Linked DNA regions of Homo sapiens: regions 1 and 2 are each linked to region 3. Evidence: chromatin contacts called from ENCODE Hi-C or POLR2A ChIA-PET data. All regions are on one chromosome and are shown on one strand. The core of a region is the stretch at or near the end of the contact, and the rest is flanking DNA. Distances in the headings are between cores, read along the strand shown.

Region 1 (4,028 bases), core at 607-3,106, 470 kb after region 3:
ATATAAATATACTATATTATATATAGTATATATAAATATATACTATATATTATATATAAATATATATATTCTCTCATCAAATATTATTAAGGACCTATTAAGTAGAAATATTAAGGAAGAAAAAACAGTAAAAGATGCAGGGTTTTTTTGGGGGGCTAAATATCTCCCTATGATAAAAGGAAGACAAAAACTCATAAGAATAATTGATTTTTCTTCTCCTAACAAAGAAGTTAATCACTATGATCTATTCTGTCATAGTTAGGTCTAGTTCCCAACAGGTTCTAACTATAAATTTGTTTTATTTCATTTTGTATACATATAATTTTACATACAAAACTGATGTAAATTAGAAATCAAGGCATCTTTTGTGGGGCTTTTTCATGTTATTCTAAGTGTTTTTTTAGTTCCAGTAAGACAGTCTTAATGCAATATAACCAGTTTTATAAAAAGATTTCTAGATATGCATTAAACATCAAAGGTTTCAAGCTGTCTCTTCAGATTAGTGAGGATCATTTCTGTAAGTAGGAGTTCCAGAAATGATGAGTAGAGTTTATCAATTTAGCATGGAAAAACTAATTCAAATTCTGCTTTTAGGGATTACAACATGGATTTTTTGACTTTGAGACATTTGATGTGGATGAATATGAACATTATGAGGTTTGTACATTTAATTTTTTTTACAAAACATAATTTCATGTTGATTAATTTTTTCCCCCTGTCACACTCATGTATTGCAAATCGAGTGGGTGCTAAATAAAAGCATTCTGGAGTTTTCCATAGTGGTCAGTTTTGTCCTTTCAGCCTTGGTTATTTCCTTTGAATCAGGAGTCACCAAAATTTTATTTTGGAAAAACAACATATCTATATATATTCTCTCATTTATATACAATCACTTTGCACCTTTAGTTTATAAGAAAAATCTAGTAGGGTAGTAAAATTATGTTACTTTTATTTTAGAAATCAGGTTTTATTTAAAATAAAACTGAATTTGTACCTTTTATTTATTTATTTTTGAGGCGGTGTCTAGCTCTTTTGTCCAGGCTGAAATGCAGTGGCACAATCTCGGATCACTGCAACCTCTGCCTCCCCAGGCTCAAGCTATCCTCCCACCTCAGCCTCCCAAGCAGCTGGAATTACAGGTGCATGCCACCATGTCTGGCTAATTTTTTTTTTTTTTTAAAGACAGGATTTCACCATGTTGCCCAGGCTGGTCTTGAACTCCTGAGCTCAAGTGATCCTCTTGCCTCGGCCTCCCAAAGTGCTGGGATTACAGGCATGAGCCACCATGCCAAGCCCCCTTATAATATTTTTGGTTGTATAAATTTTATTTTGAAATATGGCTGAATTTACTTAGTTCTAAAAGTTCACTGAATTTTTTTTTCCCCATGGCATCATTACAAGACTTTTGATTAATGTCTTGACTGCTCAAAATGCAGGCAAAGGCTATCTCCAAGCTGGTTTGCGCTGTAAGGAGATGTTGAAGCAGAGTAGGATAAGGAGGAGTCTAGAAGTCATTAACTTTTTCTGAAAGATGAGAAGCCTGTACAATGTGAGTAGGTTCAACATTCTCGGAAGGTGAACTCATCCGTTGGGTTTCCCCAGAGGAGTAATACAATTTATCTCTATCCTTAGTAAGATAAGGACAGCCCTCACATTTGGGGCCCTAGTCTAGAATAGGGCTGTTTGGATATTCTGTTTCCATGTTAAATGCAACATATCTGAAAAGAAACTGATCATCTTTTACCCAAACATGGTCCTCTGCTTTGTGTGTGTTACCACATTGCCATCCTACTGAGCACCCAGCCTCAAGGCTAGAAACATTGCTGTTTTCCTCCCTAACCTAGTGAGTATTCGGATCACTTCTACTGGTGCCACAGGATGTATTAATTATATCTGTCTTTCCTCTCTGTTCTCACTTCCTTCCCTCTGACTCAGGTCTCACGTCTTTTCCTGTGGACCTTTCATTTTAATAGTTCTCTAACTGAGCACGGCCCTTCTCCTCCCAGGCTGCCTTACACACACCTGAGTGATCCTAAAATAGAGTTCTCATCTTGCTTGTCTTGTTCTTGGCCCCAAACCGGCTGTTTCTCCCATTGCCCTGCTGAAATGTGGATAAACTCTCCTGTCCTGGCATTCTTAGCTGTGATGAGCTCCAGCCTACCCTTCTAGCCCCATCTCCTGTTACTTCACTGTACGTACTCTGTGTTCCAGCTCCTCAAACTGCTTAGTTACTGTTTCTTGAATATCCCTGTTGCTTGGCTGAGGTTGCTTTTTCCCAGATTCCCATCCTTTTAACCTCCCGCTCCTCCATTTCGTTTGTGTTAAAATCCTGCACAGATTACATCTCACCTCTGGAGTACTCTTCTTCCCTGCCTTCAATTTCATGTGTTACAATTTGTACTTTCCATTTTTCTTATATCATGGCTATTTGTGTACAAGCCTAATTTTCCTTATTAGGTTGCAAATTCCCTGTGGATGGAATTATGACCAAATAGAAAAACATATACTTTGTTCTTGGATAGAAAGACTTAACATCATAAAGCTGCTACTTTTCCCAAAATTAATACATTTAATGCAATTTATGAAAAAAACCCAAAGAGAGTTTTTTTTAATACCATAAAAGCATTTTAGTAGTGACAAAGTAAGATTCCCCTCTAAAATCCCCAAGTTAGAAACAAAGGGAATATGTACTTATAAGAAAGAAGGTCAGATAACTTGTAGTACATCTGAATCACTGAATGTTATGCAGTCATTTTAAAAAATGAATTGAGCTATACCACTTATCTTGGAATGATTTCTATAATGTTTGTTGAAGAGAAAGGATATGGAAGAGTGCTTTAATAAAATCCATCTTTGTAATAAAACAAACAATAGTAAGACACTCCCTAGCCCACACATCTAGGTGTCTACATTATATGACCAGAGGTGACTTACTTTGAAGCTAATGAAGCTTAAATTTTAGAGAGCCTCACCCCCTCAACTTGTATGGGCACCTTTTACAGTCCTATACCCAATTTTGTGTTAATAATTTTTTACTCTAAGATGGACCCTCAAATTAGGTGAGTTTCAGACCCCACCAAAACCTGGATCTCTGCCCCATGTATATGAACATGAAGAATGCAAATGGCCCATTGTATTAATTATTAAATATACAGCCAAACACTAAAGCCATTTCAATTAAAGGAGAGATGGAGGCAGGAGGGGGTTGGAAGCGGTGAGAGAGAAGAAGGAACAATTCAAGGAGAAAACTTGTGGATGTTTTATTTATTCCTTCCTTCCTTCCTCTCTGTCTAACTTTAATGGTGATGCTGAGGGTTAGTTGAAAAAAATCTTGAAAAACCTGAAGCAGACAGTGCAATTTTATTCTTGGAAACCAACCAGCCAAACAAACAAAAATCTGACAAGAAGGTAGTCATGGTTTCACCTTGACAACAACCATCTAGGTGATGGGAGGGGAGCAGTCAGTTTTGGTGAAGACTTGATGTTGTCAAACAACTTCTTTTTTTTGAGAATGATTTATCTGTTCTATTATAAAGCCTATAAAATAGAAAACCACTATTGTGATTGGCAGGTGGTAGGTATTTCTTAATTTTTAGTTTCTTAATTTCTTAAATGTTTAAGGAATAAATGAATAAAGGAACTCTTTTCTGACAATCTGTGGGCCCAGTCATTTCCTGTCAGATTTCTCTTGCTGTTTGCCCTGTTCTAGTGAGTATGATATTTGGTGAACTTGTGGAATAGCTGAATTCATACATTTTATTAGCTCCAGTAAAGTCAGTATTCCAGTGAAGGCAGTGTAGTTTTCAAAGCAAAATTTTATTGTTGACAGCAATTTGTGAGACTGTAAGCCTTAGATGATTAGGGGATGTTCAAGATGCAACTTTTCTTTGCTAAAGTACATTTAGTAAATGATATGGCTCAGAAAAACAAAAAACAAAAAAACCCCAAAAAAGCCTAAAACAATAAGACTGTATCTCTATGTGAGATTAAAGGGGAATCTTATAGAAAGAGTGCTACTTATAAATGCT
Region 2 (3,948 bases), core at 871-3,370, 380 kb after region 3:
ACCAGCCCCATGCAATATTTTAAAAAACATTAATTACTTACAGAGTTTTATTATCTTTGTAAAAATGCTAAGGAAAAATAAACATTTTCATTTGAATTTAAGGACTTGTATTTGTTAGGTCATAATTCATTCCTCATGATCACAATTTTAAGCAGGAGAGTTATATAAAAGATTTTTGTAAATTCATTTTGGAAAATAACAAGAAGGTGTTCAACTATATCTGGCTTCTCTGAAAGTGTAGATTGGAGTTCATTAGACTATTTACTTTGTGCAATTAAAAGTTTATGAACTGAATGAGAACTCTGACTTCTATTTCTAACGCACTTTTTAATGAAAAATTGTTGGGGAATTTGAATTTAGATTATGCAAGAATTTTAAATCAGCATCTTCGGAAATACAACAACATCTTTGGATTTATTTAGCCTTTTAAACAAAGTGGGCAAGTTTATCGAGAGATTCATATACTTTGTTTTTCCCTATCTTTCATATAAGAAATACTAGATTTTTTTTCAATAAAATAATTTGAGGCCTGGCGCGGTGGCTCAGCCTGTAATCCCAGCGCTGTGGCAGGCCAAGGCAGGGCGGATTGCTTGTGCTCAGGAACTGGAGACGAGCCTGGCCAACATGGCAAAACCCGGTCTCTACAAAAAATACAAAAATTAGCCGGGTGTGGTGGCGCACGCCTGTAGATCCAACTATTTGGGAGAATGAGGCACGAGAATCGCTTGTACTCGGGAGGTGGAGATTGCAGTGAGCAGAGATTGAGCCACCGCACTCCGGCCTGGGTGACAGAGCGAGACCCTGTCTAAAACAAAACACACATTAAAAAAAAAAAAACCACAAACAAAACCTGCAATTGGCCCTCGAAGGGCTGGTTCCCTCAGTCAGCTCTGCACGGGTGCGCCCCCTTTCTCCCTAGAGGTCAACAAGCGACTGCGAAGGAAAACGCCGCCACAAGTTTCTTGCTGTTTCTGGAGAGACCTCTCAGAGCGCATGCTCTTCGGATAGTCGGTCTGTAGCGCCATTTTCGTATGGAAGGGACTGCACTCTGATTAGGTACAGCCTTAGGACGCCCAGCGTTCAAGTTGTTCAAACAGTACGTAGAGCCTCGCAGAGACAAGTCAATGGCCTCTTTTAGCGGGACTCCTGCCTGGAGCGCTTCAGCTGAGACTATGTAAAGAAATTCCTTTGTGTTAACCTTCCTCCTTGGACCAGTGGACTCTCCTCTCTCTCCTGTTCCCTCCGCGCCCGCCCAGGCTGGCTCAGCGGTCTCGCCCCGCCCCTCCGGGACCGGAGCACTGTAAAGATTAGGCATCTGTGATGCTTTTGCGCTCACATTGGCGGCCCAGATGAGAGGGCGTGGAGAACCAGATGGGAAACTTTTTGTCCCGTGAGAACAAAGTACAAGTTATATCAGAGTCTGGTATGTGTAGAGGAAACCAATACATGTACTGTGAGCTAGGAGCTGGTGCTTCTTTTTCAATTGTATTTTTTATAAAGATGCAGACCCCCTCAGTGTTGGGCGTGGGGGGTGGCTGAAATGTTAGCTAGAGGCGAGGCAGGGCACGGAGATCTGAGGTTTTTACGAGTGTGTGTGTGTGTGTGTGTGTGTGTGTGTGCGCGCGCGCGCGCCCTACAAGAGTTTAGAAGAGCATGGGTGAGTGGGCGAGAAAGAAAGAGAATGAGAGAGAGAGAGAAAAGAAATCTGGAGTGGGACAAGACTTAGAGGGTGCAGAAAAGAAAGGGGGCGCCAGCACATCCTAGCCTCCGAGGCCGCGACAGCGCCTTTGGCGATGTCCACTCTCAACCCCGCCGTTTCATTCATAAGTTTCTGGCCTACAGGCCCCGCCCGCTCCCCTGGGCCGAGGGCCCCGTTTCCTGAACAGCAATTGGTGGACGGCAACAAAGCCTTAGCAACCGGCTCCTAGTGACCCGCGGGGCGCCTGGTAACTGGGGCTGCTGCGGAGAAAGGAGCGGGGCTGTCCCTTTAAGGGATGGCCGCGGAGTCGTGAAAGTGGAGGGGGCTGAGGGAGGGCGGGGAGGAAGGTCTGGGGGCGGACCCAGGGGGAGGAGGAGGAGGAAGAGTAACTGCTGAAAGGAGGTGGCGAAGGAGGATCCGGAGCAGCTGCTGCCAGCCCGCGGGCACTGAAGTCCTCCCGGCTGCCGCTCGAGTAGCCACGGGCGCGATCGGGACCAGAAGTCTCCTCCTCCATGATCACTTTGGAAGCCGGGGGAAGACTTTGCCCTGCCCTGAGAGCTGGTCTGCGTTTCCCAGGCGCGGCGGCGGCGGAGCAGCAGCTGCAGCAGCCGAGTCCAAATAGGAGCGGCCACAGCCAGGGGCGTGAGCGCCCCGCGCGGAGCGAGCTCGGGTTCCCCTCGGAATGTCCCCGGGGCGCCCGGCGCGCTGACCCCGAAGCCGCCTCCGCCTTCGGCGCCTGCTGCCTCCCTCGGCCAGGCTTGTTGTTCGGGACTGTGAGCTTCCTGGCTCCTGGGCAGTGGGGAAGCCCCCGGGGGCGAGTGACTTCAGCTGGCCACGACCCAGCCCTCCCCCGTGCGTATCTCGCTTAAGATGGCAGCGGAGTCAGGGGAACTAATCGGGGCTTGTGAGTTCATGAAAGGTGAGGAGCAGCCGCCCCGCATCTTCCAACGCTTTCTTGCCCCCAACTCTTCACTTCCCGCGCCACTGTCCCCACCTTCTCCTGAGGCTGCCAGTGTCCTGCAGCCGCTGCGCGCGCTCTCGTCCCCTCTAGGGACTCTCCTTTCTCCGAGGACCCCCTGCTTCCGGCTTCTCTTTCTTGTGTCCCTTGCTCCCTCTGCAGCTCCCTCGGATGGCCTCTCGGCCTCGTAATGGGACAGCACCGGCTTCTGCCCGTACTCCGGCACTCAGCAGCTCATGGGGAGCCTGCTCCGGATGCTCACCGGTCACCTTTACTCCACCATCGCAGGCTTCGGTTTTCGGGACACCCCCAACCACACCCCCCAAGTCTCTCTCCCTTCCTCTTTTTCAAATCTCCGAAGCTGCGTCGGGAGGCTCACCTCTTTCTTCCCCTTCTCGCAGCTGCTGAGGTCTGGAGATTTGGGAACCAAACTTGCACCTCCAGTTCTGCGGGTACCCCCAGCTCCTGCCTACTCTGCTGGCCTGAAACAAGGGAAATGTGGGTGCTCTGAGCCCCGCTGAGTTCCTCGGTCAGGTCCTCCTCTTGCCTAACTGTTGTGCTCTTGAGTCTCTAGCTTTCTGGGAGGGATGAGGTTTCTGCAAGAATTCCACGTGTTAATGGGGTCTTTAAATTGTGATCCTTCGTATGTTACCACCCACCTTCACTTCCACTTCTCTACTTCTCATATGTTTTTTCTGTCTTTTAAACTTGTCTTTCAGATCGGTTATATTTTGCTACTTTAAGGAATAGACCAAAAAGCACAGTAAATACCCACTATTTCTCCATCGATGAGGAGCTGGTCTATGAAAAGTAAGTTTATGTTTTGTTTTTTTTTCTCTTGGCCATTCAGCTTGTTCTTTGACGAGGAAACACTATGCACTTTTATGGCAGTTTTATTCATTTCCCCCCCAATGATACGAGTAACAATATCAATTTTTTAAGACTCAGGTGCCTGGGGAGAAGTTCAGAGAAAATTGACAGAATTTGAACCTTTCAACACTTCAGTTCTTTTAGACATCTATCTGTTTTAGTTCTTCCTACCACCACAACAAACAGCAACTGGAGATTCCTAACATTCCCCAGAGTAGGACCAGGGAGACACACTGTCATTGCCAGACTCAGTAATTGGCCTGTGAATCAGTCACTAAGTATTTATGGAGTGGCCATAGGGTACAGGGCAGTGCATGTATTACAGGTGCTTGAGCTTTATAGTTTACAAGACTTCTGTTCTATCTCAGGATGTTTTTGTTTGTGCAGCTCTTTTTCAGAAAGTGGGACACATTAACTGCGG
Region 3 (4,118 bases), core at 371-2,870:
CCGAGACTGGGAAGAAAAAGAAGTTTAATTGGACCTACAGTTCCACATGGCGGGGGAGGCCTCAGAATCATGGCGGGAGGTGAAAGGTACTTGCTTACATGGCTGCAGCAAGAGAAAAATGAGGAAGAAGCAAAATCAGAAACCCCAGATAAACCCATCGGATTTCATGAGACTTATTCACTATCATGAGAATAGCACAGGAAAGACTGGCCCCCATGATTCAATTATCTCCCCCTAGGTCTCTCCCTCAACACGTGGGAATTCTGGGAGATACAGTTCAAGTTGAGATTTGGGTGGGGACACAGCCAAACCATATCAGCACCCCAAAACAATTACCATAGTAACATCAAAGATCATTGATCACAAAGCACTATACCAGATATAATAATGATGAACAAATTTAAATATTGCAAAAATTATTGAATATTATGTGACACAGAGACACAAAGTGAGCACATGCTGTTGGAAAAATGGCACCAATAGATGTGCTTGAGGCAAGGTTGCCACAAACCTTCAATTTGTAAAAAAAAAAAACAAAAAAACAAAAGCAATGTCTGTGAAGAGCAATAAAGCAAATCACAATAAAACGAGGCATGCTGTTATCATCATCTAACAGGCACATTTTGGTTTCAAAAAAAACTGGGCATGTATTAAGATCTAATATGTATTTTACCATCCAGGAATTTTCTCAAGACTGTATTGCAGAAAATTTTAAAACCAGTTATTCTACTCTAATACAGTTACTTATTTTTCTTCAATATCACTTTTTTTCTAAGTATGTCTCTCTTGGACATGGTTTTAATCATTTGCAATATAAAGAGACATAGGCTTAATTTATAGCAGCCCTGAGTTAACAAAAAGAGATAATCCTATTCGCTTATTTGATAATCCAGCTGAACCTGAAGTACTGATTTCAGCCTGTTCATCACCTGAATGGGCTGCCGTGGTTAGAGGGTTTCCAACACAGCTACTGGAACACTTTTAAAAGGTAATGCTGTGATCCATGCAGCCAGGAAGGGGTTGGTCCCTCATAACTCTGCAATCCTCTGGGCCCAGTTTTCTTTTTCCTCTCCCGGTTGATGACACTAGGCCCATTGGTGGTACGGCTTTGGGTTTCCTTCAGTCTCAAGATCTCAGTCAGGGTGGGTGAAGTGGAAGAACAAGCCTTCTTGCAGACCACTGGTTGGTTGGCAGCCTTTGCCATAGCTAATCTGGTTGTTTTCAGGTCAGTGACAGTCACTTTTAGGAGAGGGTTCGTTTGCTTTCAAAATCCATCTCCCCGTTCCTCTCAGGGTTCTTTGCCCCAAAGGACTTTGCCCTTCCTTACGCAGTGGACACCTTGGCACCCTCTGCAAACAGACAGTCCCGCAGAGGCCCTCGACGAGTGTCACTCCATCTGTTTCGCGCTCCTAGGAGAGGTGTAGCAGAAAGCAGTGCCCCAGGCCTCCACGCGACGGTGAAGCAGGAACCAGGGGCTGCCAGCAGAGCAGCCCAGGTGCGTCGCCTTAGGGACAGAGCTGCCAAGTGCCGAGCTGGGGCTGCCAGAGCCGAGCCGGGAACGGCATTTGCCAGAGCCGAGGCGGAAGCCGGAGCATTTGGGGGACGGGACCGCGGGAACCCGGAAACGCCTGGGCTGCACCGAGCTGGCGGTGGCTACGGCGACGGGAGCCGGCGGCGCTGCGGGTCAGCGGTCGCGTAGGACCCAGCGGACTCGGCAGCCTGGGGCGCCCGGCGGAGCTGAACCGCGGCCCCCGGTGGTGGGCTCAGCCGGTCGAGCTGCGCGGGAGGTGAGTCCTCAGCGCACCTGGGGAGGGGCGGGAACCAGGAGGCTAGCGGCTGCGGGGCGGCCCGGGAAGCTCCTGGAGGAGGAGGAAGAGGAGGCATGCGAGGGGGCTGATGTGAAGTCTGTAGGGGTGAAGGGGACGGTATCGAAGACCTGAAATACAGTGCTAGCTAAGTAGGGGTGGGAGCAGATGAGGTGACACGTTGTAACTCCGACGGACGACGTGCGGAATGTACTGGGTGGAGGAGGAAAAAAGGCCCGAGGAGAGGGGTGTGTCAAGCGAATGAAGACGGCAGTGTGTGCCTCAGCGCCTGGTGCGTGCGGAGCTAGTGACGGGTGGGCCCGGCTGGGGCCCGTCATTCCTTCAGTGAACATCCCATGAGCTCTCGCTCGGTGTTGAGCCCTGTGGTAGGCACAGATGCACCCGACCAGCACCTGGAGCTCAAGAAGCCGCAGGAACTTAAAGAAATGGAAAGGCTGCCCTTGGTAAGGCTAGTAAGAACACAAGGACTGTTTGAAGTGGGGTGAGATTCTCATCAGAACAGGTGTGTGGGTGCATTGCTTTATAGTAAAAGACGATCTTTTATTATGTTCTCTTAAATGCAGTATTTGAAAATTAAGTCTTTTCGTTTTTGAAATCAACATTCGACTTTAGTAGTTAAAGATGAAATTTGGTGCAGTTTCTTACTTGGTGTTCTTATTCACTTTCACTGGTAAACTCAGGGTGTTTCAAGGGAATGACTTGTAAACTTATATTTCTGAGGCTAACTTTCCTCCCAACTGTTGATTCTATCTCTTCAGCATCTCAAATTTAGTTCTCCCCTTTTTCATTCCCACTACCTGTCTGCTAAATATGCTCGTCTTTCCTCTTCTTACTTGCACTATAGCAATAACTTCCAAACTGGACTTGTCCTCAGCCTGGCACCCTTCCAGTCACTTGCCTCCATATTACTTTTAAAGCCAAAGATCTTATGACTTTCTTTTTTTGGTTATTCCTTCCTCAGAAATACGCAGTGACTCTCGATCGGCTTCAGAATAAAATGTAAATTATTTAGGGAGGCATTTAATAAATTTTATATTATTTAGGGAGGCTTCAGATTTTTCCTTCAGAATTTGAGTCTGACGGTGGCTCCAGTAAAATCAATATGATTCTTTTTTTTTTTTTTTAGACGGAGTCTCGCTCTGTCGCCCAGGCTGGAGTGCAGTGGCGCAATCTCAGCTCACTGCAAGCTCCGCCTCCCGGGTTCATGCCGTTCTCCTGCCTCAGCCTCCTGAGTAGCTGGGACTACAGGCGCCCGCCGCCACGCCCGGCTAATTTTTTTGTATTTTTAATAGAGACGGGGTTTCACCATGTTAGCCAGGATGGTCTCGATCTCCTGACCTCGTGATCCACCCACCTCGGCCTCTCAAAGTGCTGGGATTACAGGCGTGAGCCACCGCACCCGGCCCCCAATATGATTCTTTCTTTTTTCCTTTTATTAAACAAGTATTACTTTTTTCCACATATCCTATTTTTTAGCCAAACTAGTCGTTAATTAGACGTCCAGTTTCTGAACATGCTATATGCCTGTCAGCCTTGGTGTTTGCTTTTATCATTTCTTCCTACAAAGAAGAAACAAGGAAGGCCTTCCTTGCTGTCTTTGTAGAAATTCTACTTATTCTTCAATTCCTTAAATGCCATCTCTTTCTTATGCAGCTTTCTGAAATCTGCCATAAATCCAGTTCATTCTTTTTTTCTTTTTCTTTTTCTCTTTTTTTGAGAGAGTTTTGCTCTTGTTGCCCAGGCTGGAGTTCAATGTTGCGATCTCGGCTCACTGCAACCTCCGTCTCCCGGGTTCAAGCGATTCTCCTGCCTCAGCCTCCTGAAGTAGCTGGGATTACAGGTGCCCGCCACCACACCCAGCCAATTTTTTTGTAGTTTTAGTTGAGACGGGGTTTCACCATGTTGGCCAGGCTGGTCTTGAACTCCTGACCTCAGGTGATCCACCTGCCTCGACATCCCAAAGTGTTGGGATTACAGGCATGAGCCACTACGCCCAGCCCATTTTTTTTTCTTCATGTGTGCTGGGCTTTATAAATCTTACAACACTTGTTAAATTTGCATTGTAATTTGAGAGTTCTATTATCCCTACTGTAATGTAAGCTTCCTAAGGAAAGCATTTGTACTTACTACTTTTTTTTTTTTTTTTTTTGAGATGGAGTCTTGCTCTGTCACGCAGGCTGGAGTGCAGTGGCGTGACCCTCTCGCCTCACTGCCACCTCTGCCTTCCAGGTTCAAGAGATTCTTCTGCCTCAGCCTCTCGAGTAGCTGGGACTACAGGCGTGCATCACCACA

What was found. A loop is a pair of places that touch in the nucleus more often than their neighbours do. ChIA-PET counts read pairs that join two places held with the same protein, here RNA polymerase II (POLR2A). Pooled maps may share reads with other maps.
Region 1: a loop to region 3 is called in a pooled map, with 3 times the contacts of the local background. The contact joins the enhancer-like site here to the promoter of SLC35A3 in region 3. A Hi-C loop is called at or near these places in 2 of 168 maps with a recorded cell type or tissue (A673 and endothelial cell of umbilical vein), 4 of 37 single-sample maps with no recorded cell type and 13 of 50 pooled maps. POLR2A ChIA-PET finds 5 or more read pairs at or near these places in 2 of 52 experiments (GM12878 and activated CD4-positive, alpha-beta T cell).
Region 2: a map of HCT116 shows a loop between it and region 3 (2.0-fold over the local background). The contact joins the promoter of CDC14A here to the promoter of SLC35A3 in region 3. A Hi-C loop is called at or near these places in 3 of 168 maps with a recorded cell type or tissue (HCT116 and naive thymus-derived CD4-positive, alpha-beta T cell), 12 of 37 single-sample maps with no recorded cell type and 15 of 50 pooled maps. POLR2A ChIA-PET finds 5 or more read pairs at or near these places in 4 of 52 experiments (WTC11, activated B cell, activated naive CD4-positive, alpha-beta T cell and 1 more).

Annotation. Positions count from the first base shown.
Region 1 is chr1:100,442,340-100,446,367 of GRCh38, forward strand. It overlaps CDC14A (cell division cycle 14A), which reads left to right. Exons shown (of 16, transcript NM_003672.4): 7 at 595-657. Among named protein-coding and RNA genes, the nearest start is that of CDC14A, 92 kb to the left of the region's middle. Within about 2 kb of position 1,857, at least 8 of the 41 ENCODE cell types and tissues checked have a DNase peak (open chromatin) inside an H3K27ac peak, as active enhancers do; they include GM12878 and endothelial cell of umbilical vein, where a contact is called at or near this core.
Region 2 is chr1:100,350,386-100,354,333 of GRCh38, forward strand. CDC14A (cell division cycle 14A) reads left to right here and starts at 2,121. Exons shown (of 16, transcript NM_003672.4): 1 at 2,121-2,618; 2 at 3,377-3,467. The coding sequence starts at 2,570. RefSeq lists enhancers at 878-1,307, 1,348-1,397, 2,648-2,957, 2,998-3,247 and silencers at 1,898-1,987, 2,018-2,067.
Region 3 is chr1:99,968,376-99,972,493 of GRCh38, forward strand. It overlaps SLC35A3 (solute carrier family 35 member A3), which reads left to right and starts at 1,621. Exons shown (of 8, transcript NM_012243.3): 1 at 1,621-1,787. All of the region lies in intron 1 of LOC124904230 (a long non-coding RNA gene), which reads right to left. RefSeq lists enhancers at 1,101-1,150, 1,211-1,260, 1,981-2,070 and a silencer at 1,661-1,860.